Regions from separate parts of the Mus musculus genome. Here regions 2, 3 and 4 are each linked to region 1. A link is a contact called in ENCODE Hi-C or POLR2A ChIA-PET data. All regions are on one chromosome and are shown on one strand. Each heading gives the region's core, a stretch centred on a gene start or an enhancer-like site at or near the end of the contact. The rest is flanking DNA. Distances are from core to core; before and after follow the strand shown. Region 1 holds the start of Fbxo11 (F-box protein 11). Region 2 has its middle 19 kb from the start of Ppp1r21. Region 3 holds the start of Ppp1r21 (protein phosphatase 1, regulatory subunit 21). Region 4 holds the start of Foxn2 (forkhead box N2).

What was found. A loop is a pair of places that touch in the nucleus more often than their neighbours do. ChIA-PET counts read pairs that join two places held with the same protein, here RNA polymerase II (POLR2A).
Region 2: a map of heart shows a loop between it and region 1 (2.4-fold over the local background). The contact joins the enhancer-like site here to the promoter of Fbxo11 in region 1. A Hi-C loop is called at or near these places in 5 of 37 maps with a recorded cell type or tissue (heart and left cerebral cortex). POLR2A ChIA-PET finds 5 or more read pairs at or near these places in 1 of 5 experiments (embryonic stem cell).
Region 3: a loop to region 1 is called in a map of left cerebral cortex, with 6 times the contacts of the local background. The contact joins the promoter of Ppp1r21 here to the promoter of Fbxo11 in region 1. A Hi-C loop is called at or near these places in 5 of 37 maps with a recorded cell type or tissue (heart and left cerebral cortex). POLR2A ChIA-PET finds 5 or more read pairs at or near these places in 1 of 5 experiments (Patski).
Region 4: a loop to region 1 is called in a map of left cerebral cortex, with 7 times the contacts of the local background. The contact joins the promoter of Foxn2 here to the promoter of Fbxo11 in region 1. A Hi-C loop is called at or near these places in 10 of 37 maps with a recorded cell type or tissue (heart, left cerebral cortex and v-Abl transformed pro-B cells). POLR2A ChIA-PET finds 5 or more read pairs at or near these places in 1 of 5 experiments (Patski).

What each region holds. Positions count from the first base shown.
Region 1 is chr17:88,064,585-88,068,368 of GRCm38, forward strand. It overlaps Fbxo11 (F-box protein 11), which reads right to left and starts at 1,461. Exons shown (of 23, transcript NM_001081034.3): 1 at 425-1,461. The coding sequence starts at 668. Gm45950 (a long non-coding RNA gene) reads left to right here and starts at 1,541. Exons shown (of 2, transcript XR_385899.1): 1 at 1,541-1,983.
Region 2 is chr17:88,509,390-88,513,293 of GRCm38, forward strand. No RefSeq gene overlaps it. Among named protein-coding and RNA genes, the nearest start is that of Ppp1r21, 19 kb to the right of the region's middle. Within about 2 kb of position 1,769, at least 2 of the 3 ENCODE cell types and tissues checked have a DNase peak (open chromatin) inside an H3K27ac peak, as active enhancers do; they include heart, where a contact is called at or near this core.
Region 3 is chr17:88,528,205-88,532,350 of GRCm38, forward strand. Ppp1r21 (protein phosphatase 1, regulatory subunit 21) reads left to right here and starts at 1,920. Exons shown (of 22, transcript NM_028658.4): 1 at 1,920-2,114. The coding sequence starts at 2,058.
Region 4 is chr17:88,438,575-88,442,515 of GRCm38, forward strand. Foxn2 (forkhead box N2) reads left to right here and starts at 2,130. Exons shown (of 6, transcript NM_180974.5): 1 at 2,130-2,310.

The sequences.
Region 1 (3,784 bases), core at 211-2,710:
TTCCCCGGCCAGCCTCACCGCCCCACGCAGCCAGCCGTCCCCCCACCTACCACGAGAAAGGGGGAGCCCAGATCGAGCCAGGCGCAGAAAGGGGGGAAATCCCACCCTCCTGCCCGCCCCCGGCCGCGAACAGACTCCCGTGGGGTGGGCGAGCCAGCCGGGAAGCCCCAAGGAGGGGTGGGGACGGAGGGTGCCAGCCCCGAAACCAAACAAAGCGCGGCCTGAGCCGCAGCCCGGGCGGATCGCGCAGCCGCGGCTTTTCCTGCCGGCCAGGCCCGGCCGGGCCGGGCCCAGGCGAACACTGCGGCACGGTGGGACCCGCCTCCGCTCGGCCTCCGTCTCCCACCCCGGGCGCGCCGCCGCCGCCGCCGCCGCCCCCGCCCGGCCTCCCGCCCGCCCAGCCAGGCCCCGAGCGCGGCCTTACCCCTCTCGCCGGCGTTGTTCCGATCCTGAGGCGGCGGCGGAGGCGGCGGGGGCGGCGGCGGGGGCTGCTGCTGCGGCGGCGGCGGGGGCTGCTGCTGCGGCGGCTGCTGGGGCGGCTGCGGCGGCGGCTGTTGCTGAGGCGGCTGCGGCGGCGGCTGCTGCGGGGGCTGCTGCTGCTGCTGTTGCACCGGGCGCGGCCGCGACACTCGCCTGGGTCTCCGGTTGGCGGCTCGGACGGAGTTCATTTGCCGGGCTGAGGTGGCGGCGTTGGCGGAGGGACACACACACTCACGCGCACACGCACCGCGAGCTCCGGGGCCGGGGAGGAAGGGGGTGGGGAGCGGGAAGGAGCGGGGCGGCCGGGGACGCGGGGACCGGGGGGCCACCGGGCGTGAGCTTCCCCCGGCTCCGCGGGGAGGCTGGGGGCACCACCGGAGCTTGAGCGAGGCCCGCCGGCCGGGCCTGGCGCACGGGCAAGGCCGAGGCCGCCGGGCGGGGCGGCCGCGAGGGACGCAGACAGAGAGACGGGCCGGGCAAGAGAAAGAAAGAAAGGGCGTCCGTCCGCCTGGGGAGCCCGAGGCGAAGCGCGGCGGCGGCCGAGCAGACGAGCCGGGCCCGCCGACTCCCGAGCGGCGTCTCCGGCAGCGGCGGCGGCGGGGGGAGTGGGCGGACGGGCGATCTCGGAGAGGGCGAGCCGAGCGGGGCGGGAGCGCGCGGGGGGCGCCCGGCTCCTCCGTTCCTCGTCCTCCCCCCACACCCCCTGAAAGAGCGCCCTGCGAGGAATTTTCTCTTTCTTCGGCCTCTTCTCTCTCCTCCGCCCCCCCCACCCCCACCCTCGGCGAAGGGGAAATGAGTGTAAAAGGGAGGAGATAGGGGCAAAAGAGGCGTCGTCGTTCCTCCTCCTTAAAGGAACCTTCCCTCCTCAGCCCCAGCGCCGCCGCCGCCGCTGCCGCTGCTGCTGCTGCCGCTGCTGCTGCTGCTGCTGCTCCGTGGCAGGAGGAGCCATTGACACCGCCGGAGCCTCTCCGCTCAAGCCCTGTCGGTCCCTCCCCGCCGCGGGGCTGGCCGGGGGGCGCGGGGGGAGGGCCGCGAGCCGGCGGGGGAGGGGCGGGGGCGGGGACAGAGGGGGCGTGGATTCCGGCGGGGCCTGACCAATGGGAAGCGCCCGTACGGTGTCGGAGCCAATGGAGCCTCCTCTCTTATCGCGGAGCCCCCTTCCTCCAACACCCTGTTTCCTCTCTCGGGTTTCCTCCTTCCCCGACGGAGGAGGAGGAGGAGGAAAGAGGAAAGGGGGGAGTGTGGCAGGGCGGGTGATAATGGGGAGGTATCAGGGCATATAATGGAGCCGGGGGTGGGCGAAGGAGCGGCAGTACGTAGCGAAGGTTCTAGGATAGGAGGTGCTCTGAAGGAAGGGCGGGGGCTGCTGATGCAATTGGGAGAAGTGATTAATCCTGCCTTTTGCCGGTTCAGCCTCCCTCCACCCCAACCTTCACCTGGTTCTCTTAAACGCCACAAGGAGTGAGGGACTCCGTCTTGGGTAACTCCGGATTTCTGGGCTCGGTAGGTTCAAGCTCTCAGCTGTAGGGAGCGCTCCAGGCTCTGTGCGTTTTTAGTCCAGCTGAAGGGATTTATTTGCAAACCTTAAGAAATCTTGTTTCGGCTCTGCTGAGAACTTAAGAGAGAGTCTGGAGTCGGTTCCAGCTTTTGTCGCCCAAACTTTCAGAATGTTTTAGATCTTTAACCAAGTTAGTTTGCTTTAGGCTTTTTTTTTGGGGGGGGGGGGGGGGCAAGTGGTCTACATGGTGTTCCGGAAGAAGTAAAATAAAACGGGTGGAGGTTGTGATGGATTATATTGGTTTTGTTTTAGGTCCCACGAAGTCAAGAAAGATAAACCCCCGAGAGGAATAATCTTTTGTATCTGTGTCTGGTCCCCTTAGCACAATCTCTCCCCAAGGAAAATGTGTTTCTATTCCCTGGCCGCCGTTATGAAGACTGAAAATGTACTCCGCTCACTATTCCTTATTGCATAGCTAGTGGTTTATCTCTGGATTCCCTCATTTCGGAGCTGTCAGTGATTTTCTACTTGAATTTCATTGATTGCTTTCTAGGCTTAAGATAGATAAAACATTACAAAGCTTCAGAAAGGGAGGGAGAAAAGTGAATTCTAAGGGACGCACAGGAGAGGTAAGTCTACGGTATTGTGCTATGTGTAAATTACAGATTTTTTTCTTTTTTTCTTTTTTTCTTTTTCTTTTTTTTTTTCTTTTTTCTTTCTTGGTTTTTTGAGACAGAATTTCTCTGTGTAGTCCTGGCTGTCCTGGAACTCATTCTGTAGATCAGGCTGGCCTCTAACTCAGAAATCCGCCTGCCTCTGCCTCCCACGTGCTGGGATTAAAGGCATTCGCCACCACTGTTGGCAAATCACCCTTCTAGATGTCAGACATCTCCTGCCATTTAAATAATAACCTATCATATGATGTACAATTGCTGGGTTTTTTTTTTTCTTTTTTGGTCATGTGATTTTCAAAGACTCACAATCTTTTCAAAACCTGTATGTGAAGACAGCTATTTGAAAAATATCTTGAGGGGCTAGAAAGATGGCTCATCCCTTAAGAGCACTGGCTGTCCTTCCAGAGGTCTCACTTCAGTCCCAGCAACCACATGGTAGCTCCAACTATCTGTAACTCCAATTCTAGGGCATCTGTCCCCCTCTTCTGGCCTCTGCAAGCACCAGGCATGCACTTGGTGTACAGACTTGCATGCAGGCAGAACTCACACATAAACCTTAAGAAATTATTTTATTAAAAAAAATCCAACAATTCGAGTCATGCATGAGTAGCTAAAGCCTATATTCACAGAATTCTGAAGGCTGAAGCAGAAGGGATAGCAAGTTCTAGGCTATCCCGATCTGCGAAACAAGATCCTATCTGACTAAATACATAAACAGTATTAAAAATGTCATGGTTGTTAACTGGGTAAAAATGAGCATTTATGGTTGGATTTAATAAACATTGAGGGAAGAGTTTTAAAAATCTGGAAGTAGCATATTATAATTGTGTCCATAATTCTAATTACATTAAACAGGTGGATTTCTGAGTTTGAGGCCAGCCTGCTGTACAGAGTGAGTTCCAGGACAGCCAGGGCTTTACAGAGAAACCCTGTCTCAAAAAAACTAAAATAAATAAATAATTTATGGTTGTTAGCTGGGTGAAAATGAATGTTTATGGTTGGATTTAATAAGCATTGAGGGAAGAGTTTTAAAAATCTGGAAAATAGCATATTATAATTGAGTCCATAATTCTAATTGCATTAAACATTTGTAGCTGGGTAGTGGTGGCGCACGCCTTTAATCTCAGCACAC
Region 2 (3,904 bases), core at 519-3,018, 450 kb after region 1:
ACTTAGTGTAGCATGCATCACTAGAATGCCCCTCCAGGAGGTCAAGTATTTGACTGTCCTCTGTACAGCTGTGTCCCATAGCTCAACCCAGTGTCCCTCGGTAAGCCACTCATGTACCCACTGACTGGGGGACCAGATCAGTTCCCATCTCCTTTGTAATCTTGCCAAGCTCTACACTTCTCTCCACCACGGGAGCGTCTCACTCACTACCCAGCCCCGACTGTGGCTGTATATGAATTCTTCAGTACCTACCTCAGTGCCCAGTGCACATGACAGCCAGAATTTTTTTTATATTATATATTTTTTAAAGATTTATTTATTTATTATATGTAAGTACACTGTAGCTGTCTTCAGACACCCCAGAAGAGGGCGTCAGATTTCGTTATGGATGGTTGTGAGCCACCATGTGGTTGCTGGGATTTGAACTCCAGACCTTTTGGAAGAGCAGTCGGGTACTCTTACCCACTGAGCCATCTCGTCAGCCCGACAGCCAGAATTTAATTATCACAGTCCTCGTGATAGCACCGTTTGGATGGCCCGGAGTGGGCAGGGATCAGGAGATTTGGAGAATGTGGGACAAAAGATGGTGGTCTTCTGTAGTCTCAGCTTTGAACATGACAGGTATATTCTCTCTCTCTCTCTCTCTCTCTCTCTCTCTCTCTCTCTCTCTCTCTCTCTCTCCTTCCCTCCCTCTCTCTCCTCTCTTTCTGGATAGGGCTAACCTAGAACCCACCCCCTAAGTAAACAAGGCTGTCTTGGAACTCACAGAGAGCCACCTGTCTCTGCCTCCCCAGTGCTGGGATTGAAGGCGTGACTACAGAAAGCACCAGAAAGGGGAAAAAAAAAAAAGTATCCTTTGTCGTGCTCCTCCCAATCTCTCTCATCAGCTGTCATTCCTGTCTTTGCGAAGCCTTCCTCTCCCTTGCTCCCCAGGCCTGTTTTGTACACAGAGGCAGTGCCTCAGTGATGAGGGGCTTTCAGAAGGTTTCTTGTTCTCAAATACTTTCTTACATCCCAGCGCTGCGATCCTTGGGGTCTGTTTGCACAGTCTCAGGGGAGAAAATGACAGACGTGGAGGATATTTTTAATTTTCAAATGGCTTTATGGGGGTTCAGTGCTTGCCTGGCATAATGATCCCAGCACTCAGGGAGGCCGGAGTTATAAGTCACCCTTAGATTTTCTTAGAGATCCAGGCTAGCTGGGCAAATGAGTGTGTATCAAAAAAGCAAACAAGTCGTTATGTCCCTTAGAGTTTAGTGAGAGTCAGAAGTGTGGGGATGTATGACTGTAGTTAAAGCTTAGACAGAATTGCTGGGAGTCCGCAAAGCACCCTTAACCTGAACTCACAGGGTTTGGGAGAGAGCGTTGGATGTAGCTGCTTCATAGAGAAAACCGGGCAGCCGTCGGTGGAGTGGGGGTGCGGGCAAGGGGTTAGAATCCACACTGACTGAATTGTACGGATCTGGGGGACAGCGGTCAGACTGAGACAGGCCTTCAGCACCCCGTATTTCCAAGGGCTTTCTTGAACAGGTTGGAAATAGCCCAGGCAAATCGCATTGAGAAGGGTGCTTCAACTCTCACCCTCTCCTCCAGCCCCTTGTCCTAGTCTAAAAGCCTTGCTTGTGTTTCTGAAGGTGGCCCGGAACTCGCTGGGTTCCAGGAAGAAAAGGCCGAGGGGGCTGCAGCGTCTGGTCTGTGACCCCTTACTGCTTTGGGTCTGTTCATCCCAGCCACAGGTGCTCCCCGCCCCCAACGCTGCCCAGGCCGCCCAGGACAAAGGAAGGGTTGTGCCTGCATAAGAGGGCTATTTGCCTCCTTGCCCAGCCATCACGTGAGGACAAAGGGTCCACACCCTAACTCAGCTGAAAGAGTGCAAAGTGTCCCAACACGCCCTGCAAAAGGACTTACTGATTTTCCAGTTAAGAATTTGCCTAACCTGTTCTGTTCAAACAGGCTAATTGTTTCCTGAAAAAGATGAAGTCACTAGAGAGACGTGCCTAAACAATTGCTACCAGTGGTCATGGGCGTGCCTCAGATTGGTAACCAGTTTCAGGACTGTCACCTCAAGTGGCTGCAAATTTGGTGATGGCGCGCTCCCTGGTGGCAAAATGAGGTTATACCAGGCAGAAAACAGCTTGAGAAAGCCAATGGAACGGAGACCTTGAAAATAGGGAAGAGGGGCGATAGGTTTGTGGGACGTTTGTGGTTTTCTTTCTTTCTTTCTTTCTTTCTTTCTTTCTTTCTTTCTTTCTTTCTTTCTTTCTTTCTTTCTTTCTTTCTTTCTTTCTTTCTTTCTTTCCTTCCTTCCTTCCTTCCTTCCTTCCTTCTTTCTTTCTTTCTTTCTTTCTTTCTTTCTTTTTTTTTTTGGTTTTTCGAGACAGGGTTTCTCTGTATACTCCTGGCTGTCCTGGAACTCACTTTGTAGACCAGGCTGGCCTCGAACTCAGAAATCTGCCTGCCTCTGCCTCCCGAGTTCTGGGATTAAAGGCGTGTGCCACCACGCCCGGCTTGTGGTTATTTCTTAATAAATATCTGTTGGCTGGGCTGGGGCATTGAGTGGTTAGTGGGTGGACCGGTGGTTCATGCCTGCCATCCCATCCAGCTCTTGGACCATGGAGTGAGGAGTCGTCAAGGCTAATCTTGGCTTTTACAGCAAATTCTAGACCAGCCTGGGACTCAAAACCGACCAACAAAAAAATGAAATATAACCCACCAGGTGTGTGGATTTTAATAATAAAAGTGAACAATCTGCCCAAAGCCGAAGCAGAGAAGGGGTCTCTAGTCTGATCGACATTACTGCGACTGAGTCTCCTGTATTCCGAAGACTTTTTTTTTTTTTTGGCTGTGAAATTTTTAGAATAGACACTAGAGAAAAGTGAAAATAACTATTAGGCCCGTGTGTCAGAACATGGAGTTTGGCACACCCCAGTTTTTGCCACTCCCCTTACTCCCGTTTCCTTCTTCCCTGCACAAATGTAACCCATGTGAGTATTATGTTGCTTTACCTTAAGGCTGTGGGATACGTTGTTGGAATGGAGGGGCTTTTCTAGCACACTTCGCCACATCTAGTATACACTAGAGTGGTCTACTGGGGTTGCACTCTGCTCACCTTGGGATTTTCTTCAAAATGTTTCTCAATTGTTTGTGGGTCCCAGAAGTCCACACAGCACTGTGTTGCTCTGTCTCTTAGTTCTGTGCCCTGCCTCTCTCTCTCTCTCTCTCTCTCTCTCTCTCTCTCTCTCTCTCTCTCTCTCTCCTTTTCTCTTTCACCCATCCTTCCCTCCCTCAAATAACACTCCCCTACATACACTGAAACACCCAGCTAGGGTTTGCAGGCTAGCTCAGCAGGTAAAGCCACTTGCTGCCAAGCCTGCTAACCTGAGTTCCATCACCGGAGGGCCACATGGTGGGAGGAGAGAACAAACTCGGGCAAGATGTCCTCTGACCTCCACATGAGTGCCTATAGGACACACACATGCTTATCCCCACACATAGACACATAGATAAATAATTGCTATACATTTTTATAAACAAACGCGTAGTCGTTCCACACACGGTTGGATGAATTTTGACAAGTGTGCTGCAACTGATCCTCTTTCTTCCCAGGCTAAAGAACATGTCCATGACCGCACAGAGTGGCCCCTATGACACTCAGTGAACACTGTTCTTGGTTCTTTTGCTGGGTGTCTTGCCTGCTCTAAATCCCATATTAAGAAGGTCATTGCAGAATGCTGTGTGCTGCTTTTCATACTCTACATGATGCTTTGAGTTTCCCCCACACCGTGGTTCATTCTTTTCTGTGGCTACATTGTATCCTATCCATAGATATCCACTGCTTGGCAGTTAGACTGCTTCCAGGTGGAACTGCTATAAATCAAAATGCTCTGTCTTTTCATGTGTCTGT
Region 3 (4,146 bases), core at 670-3,169, 460 kb after region 1:
AGATGCGTTTCCTCCATAATAAAGGTAATAATATTTACTTTAAAAAACCTAGAGAAATCAAGTTGATGCTCCTCTGTCCTGTTTCATTTCCTTCTTTTTCTGCTAGAGGCACCGAACAACCAGTGTTCTAGTTGTCTCTGTGTTTTTACTACATATTCATGTGTTTAAGAATAATGTTGGGCCGGGCAGTGGTGGCACACGCCTTTGATCCCAGCACTTGGGAGGCAGAAGCAGGCAGATTTCTGAGTTCGAGGCCAGCCTGGTCTACAAAGTGAGTTCCAGGACAGCCAGGGCTACACAGAGAAACCCTGTCTCAGAAAAAAAAGAAAAAGAAAAAGAAAAAAACCAGATGGCTCAGTAGGTAAGAGCACTGATCCTAAGGTCCTGAGTTCAAATCCCAGCAACCACATGGTGGCTCACAACCATCTGTAATGAGATCTGGTGCCCTCTTCTGGTGCTTCTGAAGTCAGCTACAGTGTACTTACATATAATAATAAATAAATCTTTGGGCCTGAGCAAGCAGGGACTGAGTGAGCCAGGCCAGCTGGAGTGAGCAGAGGTCCTAAAAATTCAATTTGCAACAACCACAAGAAGGCTCACAACCATCTGTACAGCTACAGTGTACTCATATACATTAAATAAAATAAAAATCGGAATAATGTTACTTCACATATTATGGAGATTATACACACACACACACACACACACACACAGTACATACTGTGTGTGTGTAGTCCAGACTGCTCTCAAACTTGACTTCCTCATGCCTCAGCCTCCCAAATGCTAGGACTGCTGGTATGACTAAACATGTCTGGCTACTTCCACTTCATAATTTTTAAGATTATTTATAGTATATTACAATTCACTATTTTTTTTTTAAAGACAGAGTTTCACTGGCTGGCCTGAAACTTAATATGTAAACCAGTAGAGATCCATTTGCCTGTCTGCCTTCTAAGTACTGAGATTAAAGGTTTATACAGCTGCACCCAGTGCAATTGACTTATTTAGCATAATGTTCATATGTATGTGTTTGTGTACAAATGTAGTTCATTAGTTTCAACTGTCATATTATGTCTCAAGAAACACATATCTTTCTTCATTCATATTATTCTAACAAGAAATACTTCAATGCTATACCTACATTAATCCTCAACAGAACTGTCAAAAATATTTTAAATGAAAAGGAGCAGTTTTTCATCATAAGGTATCTCAAGATATCTAGTCTAGCCGTTTTTTTTTTAAAAACAAAACAAAACATTAATGGTCTTTACATCTCAATGCGTGGTAGAAATTTTCAGAAACTGTATGTTCTTTTACGGCTTAAAATGTTCTGATAGATGAATAAGGGTCAGGGGCGGGCATGTGGCATTTGAGTAGAGAAAGGTCAATGACAAAACACAGAAGACAATGAAGGTTTTCTGATCTGAGAAGGGGAGAAGGGCAAACGGTATAAATATGTGCTAGGTTGGACGGTTTACAGTGTAGCACAAGTCTGGGTATCCAGATAATGAATGAGAAGGCGGAAAACAAGCTTCCAAGAAGCAAGCGACTGACGCTAGGCGGTTGCTATGGCGACTAGGGGACTGGGTAGCCAGAATTCTTGATGTTCTTAGAATGCTTCTCCTTGCATCCTCTGTCTCTCCCTTCGGTGTTCCATCCATTCCGTAGGCACTCATTCTCCTCCCGCTTGATTCTGGCTCGCCCGGAAACGGGTCGCCATCTTCCCGCCTCTTCCAACATGGCGTCTAGGGTCTCAGGAGGGGCAAAAGCACCGCACAGGCGGGTCCGTCGGGCCGCACATGCGCGAACCGGAGCACCAGAGGGCGGGGCGGTGATGTCAAGACGTCGCCCCGCCCCCGGTGGTCGCCCCGCCTCTGGTCCCGCTCCTCCTCCCTCCCGCCTGGAAACCCGGAAGTGGAGGAGGAGGAGGCGCGGCGGCGGCGGCGGTGCTGCAGAAGCTGGCTGAGCCCTGCCCGGGAGGAGCAAGTGTGGGGTTGGGGGCGGGGGGCGGGGCTCGGCAGCCCGGGCGGCCAGGCCTGGACGGGGCGGGGGAGGCCATGGCCTCCGCAGAGTTGCAGGGGAAGTACCAGAAGCTGGCTCAGGAGTACTCGAAGGTACCCATCGTGGGTGGGGGAGACAGGGGTTTCTGGCCCGGAGGCCTCAGCTGGCCGTGGCAGCGATTTGGGATGGTGGGGGGGATGCAGAGGGCTCCTCCTCTCCTCTCCACCTCCTGCTTCCACCATTACGATGCCTCCACCTGCAGCTCCATGGAGATAGGGCCGGGCGGTGTCTGGGTCCGTGTGCGTCTCTGCAGAAAGGAGCTGGAGTTTGAGTCTTCCTTCTCGCTGGACCAGCAGGCTTAGAAATGGAATGACAGAAATCCAAGGCACAGCTCTTGGTGCTAGCCTGAGGGGAAGGGAGGAATGAGGGACCACCCTATGCTCTCTGCTTTCTCAGTTCGCCCGATGATGGGGAAATCACCATCTCCTTTTCGCGAGGAGATGCTTTTAAAGTTAAAACGACTTATTTGCCACCACATCAGTTTGGGAGCGTAAACGGCCTCATTGGGATGGGTGCTTTGGAATACAGATGTTGTCGCCACTGATTTTGACAGCTTGGGTGGTGGGGCTGATGTCTTTTTCTCTTGCACCTTCCTTCCGTGGAATGGGGCAGTGCACACCGCAGGTTCTCCTTAAATACAGAATTATGCAAAACAGGGACCCGGCCTTCTGAAGTGTCAGTCTTTCAAATGGTGAAACCTTTTTCTTGGACAAGGGTGGTGCAGTTTCTGGGTAGGGTTTTCTGCCTGAAGAATATTCTAATGAAGTTATTAAAGCAGAATCTCACGCCTTTGAAAAGGATTCGGTAGTCGTGTTTAATTTCCAATTATCTTGGCATTCACAGAAGCAATGAAAAGATTTCGCCCTTTTTCTAATTTGAAAAAAAAAAAAACCCAAGTGTACGACATCCCCCTTTATGATTTTATTAAGCTTGTATTTGGGAAGGTAAAGTGAAATATAAAGAAATGATACTGGCACCTAAGCGTGCACCCTTAAGTCCTCAGCATCAGATGGGAGCCTTGATGGCATTCAGCTTATCACTCACCTTGTCCACTCCCTTTGTAGTTCCGTCTGAAATCCTCGTAGACTTCTGTGGCTCAGCGCCTGAGATAGTGCATTGTCTTTTGGGGGAGGATTCCCTTGTTTGGAACAGTTCCATATAACGAAGGAGGGTGGGTGGAGGATGGCAGTGCCCAAATTTGCCACTACTATTTTTGGTTGAAAATGTTTCATGCATATAAAGTAAGGGGCCCGATTTCCATCTCTGGAGGGTAAATAACTTTGAAAGTTTGGTTCCAAATGGCCAGTGAGTAGAGTTCCAGAAGGGCTCAGAGCAGTGGCCGTGTTGCGGGAATAATTATATCACCTCCTAAAGTAATGAAAGGCATGGAAAGGTTTTATTCTTTTGGGTATGTTAATGTGTTCAACAAACTCATGTTATATGTGCACCCCGCAAGCAGTGTGCCAGGCTCAGTTGAGAAAGCCGGAGTTCAAGCTGCACAATCACCTTTAATAGACCCTTAAATTAGCGTGGCCTGCAATTATGATACAGTGTAGCAAGTGATGGTCAGCGCAGCTCAGAGGAGAGGTCACTGGGGAAGGGGGAGTTCCTTACACTAGGGAGTAGGGAAGGGGATGAAGAGAGTGGTAGCTTTCCATGTAACTCGGTTAGCCTATGCTGGCTGTCCTGAAAACATCTTAAGATACATGGCAGGCAGAGTGTGGTGAAGGGAGAGTGGGCTAGATCATGAGGGCTGTGGATTTCAGATAAGATGTGTGCAATGGGAAGGTCAAAGAAACCCAACCATCCATCTGTCCATCCACCCGTCTGTCCGTCCATCCGTCTATCTATCCATCTATTTATTAGTGTGTGTGTGTGTGTGTGTGTGTGTGTGTCTCTGTCTGTGTCTGTGTGTGTGTGTGTGTGTGTGTGTGTGTGTGTGTGGGTGGGGTGGGGTGGGGTGATGGTGATGGCGAGGAGGAGGAGACAGCTTTTGGGGGTTGATCTTCTTCTTCTTCTTCTTCTTCTTCTTCTTCTTCTTCTTCTTCTTCTTCTTCTTCTTCTTCGGGGTTGATCATCATCATC
Region 4 (3,941 bases), core at 880-3,379, 370 kb after region 1:
TGTTTGTTTGTTTGTTTGTTTTGAGACAGGGTTTCTCTGTGCAGCCCTGACTGTCCTGGGACTCTCTCTGTAGATCAGGCTGGGTTTGAACTCACAGAGATCTGCCTGCCTCTGCCTCCCACGTGCTGGAATTCAAGGCGAGCACCACCCCTGGCTGAACTTGGTTTCTTAAAAGCCAACTTTTCTTGCTCTTCCTTTCCTTCTCGTGCTCTTTCTTCTGTATCTTCTTTAATTTGTCTACATGAGTGGGGGGCAACAGTGATGCTATGTAAGGAGATTTGCAGTAGATGTTGCTCCTCCGCTGAAGCACATCTTACATTTGCCCTGAGATTTCGTACTCTGAAGAAAACTGGGATTCTCCGGGACTTTGAAAAGAAAACAAACAAACAAAACAAAATGAAATAGAACTGGTAGGCGAGCTTACATGGATCATACGAATAATGTTGTTTGTGGAATGAGGGAATCAAATATTTCTGGCTTTGTTCTTGTACATCGGGGTGCCTACAATTCCTCTGCATCTCTGCCATATTCACAGCTCATCTACTTTACTGCGAGCAGATAGCCTGCTTCAGTCATTTTATATGCAAAGACATTGAATAGTCAACATCCCCTCATCAGGAACCAAATGAAGCTTTGTTGAGCAAGCAGACGGGCAATGTCTCCGTTTTAGAGACCCTTTCTCTTAATCCATTTATATCTGTGTGAAACAGGTATCAGTAGCATGGTTTTTAAAGAACTGGGTATAGAAATTGAAAGGTTTAATTTCCAGGTTCATAATGATAACAGTAAACTCAAACTATAGTTTTCTTTTAGAAATTCAATGGAATAGTCCTCTCTCTCTCTCTCTCCCTATGTAGATGGCCTTAAACATTTGAGTCTCCTATGTCCTCCTTCCAAGTTCCAGGATTACAGGAATGAGGCACTATACCCTGCTTTCCTTTTGAGACAGACTTCTTTTTTTTTTTTTTTTTTTTTTTTTTTCTGAGGCAGGGTTTCTCTGTGTAGCCCTGGCTGTCCTGGAACTCACTCTGTAGACCAGGCTGGCCTCGAACTCAGAAATCCGCCTGCCTCTGCCTCCCGAGTGCTGGGATGAAAGGCGCGCGCCACCACCGCGCAGCTGAGACAGAAACTTCTTATGAAGGCCAGGGTGACCTCTAAATCTTGGCACTCCTCCAGCCTCACCCTACCCAGTACTGATACATAAACCTTCACTGCCAAGGGCAGTTTGATAGGCTACTTCTAGGCTTCAGTTTCCTTCTATGTAAAGGGAATTCCTGAAATTGTAGAGTTGGCAGATTCACTAAAACATGAAGCAACCAGAAAGTATACCCCGAAGGGAATGTCCTTAACATTAAAAATTATTCTACATTTGTCTGCAATTCAGAATTAACTGGCCACTCCCGTTTTATCTAGCAGCACTGTACCCGCAATACAGTGTAGGCAATACGTGTACAATGCATATTAAGTCCTTATTACTGTACACAGCAATTAGTGAGAGCTCTGTACATTTTTGTTGTTGCTGTGTTGCCTTTTATTACTGGTTTTTAATTTGGGAGACAGAGTCTCAGAAAATCTTTAGTAAAATTTGGATCTGATTCCAAAGCCCCATTTCCCCTCTAAAATCTGCTCTGCATAGAGTTTCCACGGCACTTCAGTCAGAAGAAGGTAGCGTTGTTCTCAAGAAAGCTTCCCGGTCCCCACACTTTCAAAGCCAAGGGGCTGTTCGGGCCGTCGCGGCAGCCCCAGCACACGCGTCGCGGGCGGACACTCGCGCGTCCCGCGCCAGCTCGTCCACTCAGCAGCCGCGCCGCGCCTCGGTCGCCCTCCCATAGGTCCTTCCGGGCGACAGGCGAGGGCTTTTCATTTTCCCGCCTGCACGCCCAGCTCCGTAAACCTCAGCGTCCCCTCGCTTTGCCTTCCGAGCCCGCTCCACCCTTCCGGACGCCACCTTCCCCCCCACCCGCCTGCAGGACGACAGCTCGGAGGGGCGGCCGCCGCCCTGGTAGGAGGCGGGACGAGGCAAGGGCGGGCTGCGGGAGGCGGGACGGAAGGAGGGGCGGGGCCAAGCGCCTTGGCGCCGCGTTGTCATGGCAGCGGGGCGGGGAGGAGGGGAGGAAGCGAGCAGGCGGGAGGGGTGGGGGGGGGGGGGATGTGGTGCTGCGGCGGCCGCCACCGCAGCTGCCACTGCCTGCTCGCGCCTGGGTGTCCCGGAGGCGGCTGCTGGGAGCCACGGGAGCAGCTGCGGTGCTCTGCCATATTGTGTCTGGCCCGGCCCGGCCCTCGCCTCTGGTTCGCGGCGGCTGAGTGACGGTGAGTCCCCGGGGTCGCGCGGCGCGGCGCGGCGCGGAGGCAGCGTGTGCGGCCGGCGCTGGGCGTGGGGGCGCGGAGGCGGCTGTCCCGTGACGCGCCGGGACATTTTTGTGTCCCGGGAAGAATTGGCGCCCCTGCGCGGGGGTGTACCCGGCGCGCGGCTCCGGCAGAGCGTGGGCTGCCCCGGGGGTGTGGAACCGAGGCGAGCACGGGTCCCCGGGAGTGAGGAGTTAGGAGTTTTCTCCCGAGGTAATGACCGTACCGGAGGGGGCGTCGCGCAGTCGGAGCCACAGAGGGCAGAGGACGCCCAGGCGGAAACCTGCGACCCCGGGAGTTGCTGCTCTAAGAGTCCCGGGGAGCCCGCGCCAGCCACGTCGCCGCTCCGGCTCCCATCCGAGCGGGACGCGCGCGGCGTGGAGTCCCAGTCCGGGGCCCGGCCCGGCCCGGGCGGGATGGCTGGGCCCGGAGAAGTAGTGCCCAGGAGGACTCGCGTAAACTTCGGGCGCGGGGCCCCGATGTGGGGTGGCGACCCCAGCCCGGTTCTCGCGGCCGGAGGCGCCCCCAAGCCTGGCTGGCCCGGGCCGGGGGTGGGGTGGGGTGGGGTGGGGGTGGGACTTGGACTGTTTCGGCGTTGCAACATGTGCACTTCCTGTTCGCCATCTCCTTCGGGGCCGAGGTTACTTCTGCCCTCCGGCCCGGCGCTCGGGCCGGGAGGGTGCGCGGTGGTCCGCGGCCTTGAGCTTGGGTGCCGGCCGGCGTGCAGTGCCCGGCAGCCCGAAGCCGAGCCGGGGAGGTTAGGGGCAGGGAGTCCACGTGCTCGGTGCTCGGTCTTGCACTGCAAACTCCGCCCCCGGCTGCCCTCCGGCAAAATGCCTGGGTTCCCACCGCCGCACCTCACGCGAGTTGGGGGTAGCAATTTCATTGGGAAGCCGCGCTCTCGAGATCTTCTTGCACTTGGTTTCTGCTTTAAAGCTTTCCTTTTTCCACCTTTTGGGTGGCGGTGGGAGGAGTCATAAGTGCAGAGAAATGACAGACTTTTTTTTTTTTTCCCCTACTTGCAACTCCGCTGTGAGCGGTTAATTATTTCCAGGTTAGTTGGTGCTCTTTTCTCCTGTCTTCTGATTGTGACAGCCACGTGGCCGGCTGAGTGCAATAGAGTGCTCTAGCGGCCAGAGAGCTTGAGGCTTCTCTCGCAGCAGGGGCTTTGTAATGGTATAGTCTTGGCTTCTGCGCTCTAATAAGAGGAAGTGGAAAAAGCCGAACCGATCACATCTAGTTGTTTCACCTGAATCGTAGAATGGCTTTCCTTTGCAATTCTGGTAAGGTGTCTATTGCCATTTTTGCCATTCGCTGCAACTTTGATGATTCATCTTAAAATTTCAGCAGTGTTAGGTATCTTCAAAGAGCGACAGGGCAATGTCTTTATAAAAAGAGTTCCCCGACTCTTTAGAAAAATCGTTTTAATTTCAAAGCCAATAACGAGCGATTCTAATGAATCTGAAATGATAACATTCTGGCATTATTTCGGGCTTATGAAAAAAACTCATTTGTTTCTTTTTACACAGATTAGCAATGAAATTATCTTTTTAAGGATAAATACTAGTTTTGTATGTAGTCAGATTTGAGCAGAA